Regions from separate parts of the Homo sapiens genome. Here region 2 is linked to region 1. Evidence: chromatin contacts called from ENCODE Hi-C data. All regions are on one chromosome and are shown on one strand. Each heading gives the region's core, a stretch centred on a gene start or an enhancer-like site at or near the end of the contact. The rest is flanking DNA. Distances are from core to core; before and after follow the strand shown.

What was found. Hi-C counts contacts between places; a loop is a spot of excess contacts on that map. Pooled maps may share reads with other maps.
Region 2: a map of Calu3 shows a loop between it and region 1 (10-fold over the local background). The contact joins two enhancer-like sites. A Hi-C loop is called at or near these places in 18 of 168 maps with a recorded cell type or tissue (CD4-positive, alpha-beta T cell, CD4-positive, alpha-beta memory T cell, CD8-positive, alpha-beta T cell and 10 more), 2 of 37 single-sample maps with no recorded cell type and 27 of 50 pooled maps.

The regions. Positions count from the first base shown.
Region 1 is chr11:12,410,347-12,414,059 of GRCh38, reverse strand. All of the region lies in intron 1 of PARVA (parvin alpha), which reads right to left. Among named protein-coding and RNA genes, the nearest start is that of PARVA, 35 kb to the right of the region's middle. Within about 2 kb of position 1,644, at least 24 of the 41 ENCODE cell types and tissues checked have a DNase peak (open chromatin) inside an H3K27ac peak, as active enhancers do.
Region 2 is chr11:12,328,529-12,332,241 of GRCh38, reverse strand. It overlaps a transcript of MICAL2 not described here. Among named protein-coding and RNA genes, the nearest start is that of PARVA, 47 kb to the left of the region's middle. RefSeq lists an enhancer at 1,271-1,772. Within about 2 kb of position 1,686, at least 3 of the 41 ENCODE cell types and tissues checked have a DNase peak (open chromatin) inside an H3K27ac peak, as active enhancers do.

The sequences.
Region 1 (3,713 bases), core at 395-2,894:
GCACGGCTGCCGTGTGGCCCTGGAATCCCAGGGGCCCAGCCAAAGGCAGGGTACACGTCTGGTCCTGAGAATGTGGGCAGCTTTGAGAGGGACTTAGGCTATGGCATGAGACAAAAGTCCAAGAGGTTTTTGAATATCCTCCTTAAGTTACTGTTTTGTGCAGAAACTGCTTTGTTCTCTGGTTACAAACTTTCTCCTGTTCAAGAAACCTGTCCATGGGTGATTAATGTCTTTCAGCTGGGGGCTCGAGTGTTCTCCAAGTTTGGTTCTGGGCTCTGCTGTTTAGAATCCCCACCTTGGGAAATAGAGGCAAGAGAGCCTTCAGGACAAGGAGCCGCCTGTGCCAGCTCCCTGGAGCCTACGGGGCACCTCACCTGACTACTGAGGTTAAAGCAGAGGAGAGGTGCACGTAAGATCATGTGCAGCTGGGTCAAAACCCTTGGAAGGAGGAGTCTGCTTCTTAAAAATGTGTGAGTGTACAGGTTCCATCATAACACTGCTTTTAAAGTAAACTACAAGAATCTTTTGAATACAAACCATATCGCATTCTAGCAGACATCCCTCTGTATTTTCATTTGCCTACATGAATGCTAGGAAGCCCATGGCCCAAAACAGTAAGATATTCTCATCCTTTTGTCATTATTATTAATGATGGATGTACTTGTAATGCCTATACATTTCTGCCTCGTGTGATAATCCCTTCCCTTCCCCTGGAGCACAGTCATGTTTTAAGATTGGCAACTATTTTATATCCTTTTGAGGCATGTTTGGGTGATTGGAAAGGGTTCAGATCTTGAAGCTGGACAGAATCTGATTTCTAGCCTTAACAAATCATGCAATGTTCCCGGGCCTCAATTTCCTCATCTATGAAATGGAGATAATATCTTTGTGGCAGAATGGGCAGAGATTATCCTGGCCTAATTCCCCTTGTATGCCCAAAGACAAATGCCTGGCACAGGCAGACGCCTGCATCCCAATGCCTGGCACAGAGTTGGCACCCAATGCACAAGAGCTATTGTTATTATTACTCTTAATAACACAACAAAAAAACAAAACAGTGGATGTTACTGACCAGAGCAATTTCTAATTCCAGCTTCATTATTTCAGATTAACTCAGCTGTTTTCCCCTCTTCTTATAGAATTCAAAAGAAAAGCCCTGAGATTTTGGCTCCAACTTCTCAGTGATACTTTTGGCCTTAGGAATATCTATTAAGAGTTTGCGATCCAAGGAGAACTATTAACACTGGCGTGGAAAGGGAAATTAGGAAGTCTGAATGAAGTAAAGGTCTGCTTGCGCATATAACAAGACCATTTTTCCTGCAAATATTATTTTCTTGGCTCTCAGGATCTTTTGTCCCTTTCTCTGTAGGCTGGGACCTCTGGGGCAAAGGACAGTGAGGGGCCCACACATGTTTAAAGAACAGGCTGGTACATCCTGTCCTTGCTACAGAGCCTGGCACATCAGTAGCAAAACAGACCTCTCTTTTGACACACTTTCTTTGAGGATTCTGCCAGACCCAGGCTTGCTGCTGAAGCCACCACTGAGCCTTCCTCTCGGCCTGGGCTGGTGAACTGCATCCCGGAGCCCCCTGGTGGTCCTTTCCATACTCACACCTCATTCCCACACCCTCTGGGGCAGGGAGAAAACGGCCTTAAAAGACCCACCCAAGGGTTAATCTCTGGTATCCATCATCCACTGGGGCACCCCATTTTCTTAGGATGAAGGCAACATGCTCTGTGTTAAAGATGGTATAGAAATGGCACCTTTCTCTAACATCAAGAGTCATTCATTAAGCATCTCTTAAGCACCTACTGTGTGCCAGGCTCACGCTGGACATGAGGAATAGAGGATTATGACTCAGCTCCTGCTCTTAAGAAGCTTCCAGTGTACAGGAAGAGGCAGACATGAGAGCTGAGAAAGACAATAGAGAGATGTGCCCAGGGAACCCTAGGGACAGTGTCAGTCTCTGTAAGGAAAGTGGGAATTGCATCAGGGAGGAAGGATAAGTTAAACTGGATCTTAGAGTCTTTGCATAGAGATTAGAAAGAAACTAGGCAGGCAGAGAAAGGAGGGAAGGCATTCCTGGGGGATGAGTCGATATGCCTCAATGCCCGGACCTATTAGGGGAATGCTGAGAAGCTGGGGGTGCCTGCAGCAGGAAGGAGTGATAAAGCAGGCTGGTGATGTGGGCAGGGCTTGGAGTGAGAAGACCTCGTAGGTCACACCAGGGAGTGTAGACTTGATCTTCTCCAGTGATTTTTCAAACCATGTTTTTAGACTCCCCATAAACATCTGATTCTAATTTCATGGATGCTGAGACCAAGGGAAAACTGGAGTGGTCATCCATAATCTGCTAACTTTACATTTCTGTGTTCAATTCCGTCTAACCATGAGAAGAATATCAGATAAATTCTAGTAGAGGGGCATCCTACAAAACACCTGACCAGTACTCCTAAAAAGTGCCGAGGCCATCAAAAACAAGGAAAGTAAAAAAGCTATTATAGCCAAGAGGAACCTAGGGAGGCGTGACAACCTAATGTACTATGGTACCTTCCCTGGTGGAACCCTGGAACAGAAAAAGAAATCTATTAGGGAAAAACTAAGGAGTTTTGAATAAAGTATGAACTTTAGTTGATGATTATGTATTAACATTGGTTCATTAATTATAATAAATGTACCATACCAATGTACAATGTTGGCAATAGGGGAACTGGGTACAGGGCCTATGGGAACTCTCTGCACTATCCCACAATTTCTTGTAAATCTAAAACTGTTCTATTAGGTTGGTGCAAAGGTAATTGTGGTTTTTACCATTAAGATGGCAAAGATCGCAATTACCTTTGCAGCAACCTAATAAAAAGTGAAATCTGTTTTTAAAAATCCTTTGTTCATCCAAACAGCCAAATTATTGTCACTGATAAGCTTTATAACTGTTATAAGTTAGAACTTAGAAAATTAACTTGTGCTCTAGTAACATTAGCTAACATTTATTTGGTAGCTATACCAGGCCAGGTACTCTGCTAAGTACCATACTTGATCTCCACAACAGCCTCATGAACTAGGGATCGTCAGTATCACACCCCCATTTTACAGCTGAGAAAAGTGAGGTACGGCGAGGTTAGACAGCTTGCCTGAGGTTATACAGGTAAGTGGCAGAGCCTGCATTTGGACCCAGGTCTGTCTGATGCCAGAGTCCAGATGCTTAATGATGAACATTCCATGCGATACTTTATTGAAAAAGAAGGGTCCACATAACTTTCATTTATTTCTTTCTTTTTAACACTGAAAGCCATAGCTATAGATGGGGTGGGGAGAAGAAGGGATCCTCAGTAGTTTTCCACTGGAGGAGGAACTAGGTCAGAGTTTGGTTTGGGAATGAACATTCTGGCAGCTACAGTGTGAAAGATGGGCTGGCGTAGGCACTGGGCTCCTGCTGCTGAGATTTTCTAGTGATGTCTCCAAAAGGAGGAGGAGAAGCAACGAGAGAGAATGAACTTCCCTAAAAGGATAAAGCAAAAGCCCTCGTATAGCAATCCTTCGGATCTAGACCCAACCAATCAAACCACAGGCATTGCTGAGCCCCTGAATGTATGCCTGGCACAGGCCTGTCTCCACAGACAGGAGCCGACAGTAAAGAGAAAATAACCGCAGCCCAAGAGATGGAGCAGCTGGCCCGGAGTCCCTGCCGGGGGGAAAGGCAGACCTTGGAGGG
Region 2 (3,713 bases), core at 437-2,936, 82 kb after region 1:
TTCAAGTACCTTTTGAGAACAAATAGTTATGGAAGGAAACCTAAAGAATATCTATTTCCTAAAACCCATTCCCAAATTGTGGCAGAGTGTCAGAGAGGCATGCCTCAAAACCCATAGTCTGCTATCTTTGTTGAACAGCTTTTATTGCATTACTGTTTTTTGGGGGCGGTGGTGGCGGGGGTGTGGGAGTGATAACAATGAGTCCTCATTGAGATCCTTGTTTGGATCAGGCATGCAAAATTCATGTATTACAAATATTTAGAGAAACCGGCTTAAATCTCTTGTAGGGAGTATAGTTACAAATGAATGTGAATGGATGAACAAACAAATAAATACAATTTGAGAAGTCATTGACCATCCAGCTGTGTTTTATAATAATAGGGACATAAAAGAAAAGAGAAGGAATATTTTTGGATACCTATTTTATTTCAGGCCCTTTTGTGGGTGCTTTACTAACATTATTTCACTTCATCTTTTCTTCATACCACCTCTGTGAGGTTGGTATTATTCATTCAATTTTACAGATGAGAAAATTTCGCAGAAAAGTAAATAATTGTATAAGGACTACATTGGGATTCAAACTCAGGAGTGTCTGATTCTAATGCCTGTGCTCTGTCCAGGACACCTCACTGTACATTATCCAGGAATTTTTATTCCTCGGGTCCTCAGCAGCAGTGAAAACCATGGAGTGTAAGCTCAGCTACCTCCCCGGTCCTGGAGAGGCTTTCGCTAGCATTTCTCACATAATGTGTGCTCCTGCTGCCACCTGCTGGCACTTTGTGCATCCTAATTTTTCTTGGTAAACCCCTCAATCTCCGGGAAGAAGAAACCATCTGGCTCCAAAAAAGGCAAGAAGCTCCATGCAGACAACTAGCTGGTAAATCTTCCCCAAAGCTGGTAAAGCTATAAGGGAATAATTATTCTCATCGACCTCCCCTGGGGAGAAATCCTTTCTCTTTCGAAGTTACTCAGTTTTCATCAGATTCCAGGTATTGAAAGAAAGCCCAGATTGTGTTATCCAGACCATTTAAATTTGAATGGTGGTCTCTTGCTAGACTGGGGTATTCCATGCCCCTAGTATGTAACACTGATCATCATATTGACAAGCAACAAGCCAGTAGGTAACAGTGCCTCAACCAATAAGAGTCTAAGTGGCTGCAGAGCTGGGCTTGGCCTCTTTCCAGAAGGTGGTAGGGCCCCCAGGAATCAGGTTACTGCATATCCTGGTCCTTCACCTGGGCAGCTAGGACCAAGAGGGGACTCTCTTACCTCTGTCAAAGACATCACACACACAGACACACACATACAGACACACACACACACACACACACACACACACACTCTCTCTCTCTCTCTCTGTCTCTCTCTCTCTCTCTCTCTACCCCTCTCTCTGTCTCTCTCTCTCTCTGTCTGTCTCTCCCTCTCTCTCTCTCTCTGTCTCTCTCTCTCTCTCTCCACGTCCTGCAAAACATAATGATTTGTCATCTGGGGTGGATTATTAGATTTTTGTTTTCCTTTGTTTCCCTTTCCTTGACAAAATGGGGAAAAACCCTTCCCGGGGGCGGGAGAGCTTATTTCTGACTGCTGTAAAAAAAGAAAGCAGGAATTGTTGTCACGACAATGAGGAGCTCATCAAAGCCTCATTTTGCTCATCAGCCATCATTGCCCTCCATCCCGCACCCCCGCATGTTCCTCTAATTCAATGCCCGCCTAATGAATAACTCCCAGAACAAAAGCCCCTTTCAGGCTGCCTACATAATTATCAGAGGAGCCTTGCATAACTGTCGCAGACTACTCATGTTTTCAGGTCTGTCTCTAAATTTGGTTATTCACAACCTTTATAGCTCAATATTATTGCCTAACTGTGATCATTTTCTAATTATCCTAATAATACCTATTAAATAATTCCCATTAAATCACTTGAACCGGAGCAGCACAGGCCAGCTCAAATACAACTTAACCTAATAAGCGTTGGTCATTCATTAAGCAACAGGGCAATCTCTTAAAGGGACTGAATAGAATATTAAACCACCAAGGAATATTATTATTGCACAAATGTTATTACAAGTTAGAGTATATTAATTTTGGTGGCTGGTCTGCAAAACTTCCATTTGGTTGCTTTTGAGGCCACTCTCCCGTCTTGACTCTTTTAGTCTCCAGCCCCTTGTTGATCTGCATCTGTCACCCACACAAGGACAATCATGGGAAAAAGGCCCATAAACTTAACAGGGGAATTAAATTACCAAGGATATAAAGGGAATGAATGGAATCCATCTTCTGTCTGGCTTGGCACACCTCCGAAACATCACAAGCTGGCCAGATTTCTTTTGCTATAACTCAAACTAGCTCTCTCTTTTCTTTTTTTTTTTTTTTTTTTTTCATATTTGGGGATGAGGAAGATTTTCAGAAGATGCTTTACAATTTTGGTTTCTATCATTTAAATTTCAAGCAGTAAAAATTAGACAAATTCTTTAAAAGAAGATGTGTGTGGATACTTAGTAATATTTTGTAAAATGATATGAGTAGTGTTTACTAAATGCCTACAACCTAGGCAATACTCCGGTAGAGACTTTGCCTATCAACACTTCTAATTCTCAAAATGACCTGATAATATGGGGATTATTATCTTCACTTTTCAGATAAAAAATCTAGGACCAGAGAGGTTAAGTGATTTTCCCAGGACTATTCAGCCTAAGCGGAGTGGAATAGAATTTGAACACAGGGCTTATTGGCTTATTGGCGCCCACAGCTCCCCACTTCCCACCATGCCACCTCTTGGCCTGTGTTGCTGGCGGCAAACTGAAGCACGCCCTGGCTTTTCTGGTTTTTCCTCTTCTTTTCTAATGCTCTCACTGAGATCAGCAGATTGTCAAAGACAAGGACCAGAGCCTTCTGGACTGGGAATATGACCAAGCACCAAACAAGGGCAGTTCATTCTACCAAAAGTCCCACAGCAGCTGTAGAGATGGACAGTGACTCTCAGTCCAGGCAGCAAGAAACTCTTTATATTTGTAATAAGCCTATTTCTAATGAGCAAATTTGGGTCATCTTTGCAAGGAAATCCAGTGCATTGTAGTAAAAAAAACAAACAGGTATTGATTAATCATCTGCTCCATGCCAGGCACTGGCTATGGATATTACATAAATTATTTTAGCTAATCCTCACCACAAATACAAGTAACAAGTATTATTAGCACTCCCAATTTACCAACAAGAAAACTGAAGCACAGAAGAGGTAAAGTCTGACTCTAGCATTTCCCTGAAATCTAGTTGCTAAATTAACCATGCAGTTAATGAAACTGAAACCTCAGGACCCCTTACTTGGATGGGTCCTTGCAAGGTTCTGGAAGCAGCCCTCACAATTTTACATGCATGACTTTGCATGAACTCCAGGCCTCAGGAAATCTGGGTCTGCACCTGCTAGTTTCATCGCTCTCATGTAACTGGACTCTTAAAGAATTGAAATCCTAATGTTTCACTTGTTAAGTAACAAGTAACCTGTTGTTTATATTATTGCACATTATTTCAGTGCTCAGTTTTTCACCTTTTATATCTCAAATGCTGAAGGCTGAAGACATCACATTATAAAACTAAAGAGACAATACCCCCAACAAACTCTTAGGGCCCCCCAATTCATGAGCCACACCCCTACTGGAAGATTTCCGAAAATGTAGGTTTCTTTAAGCCACTCCTTACCTGAAAACCCTTCACTA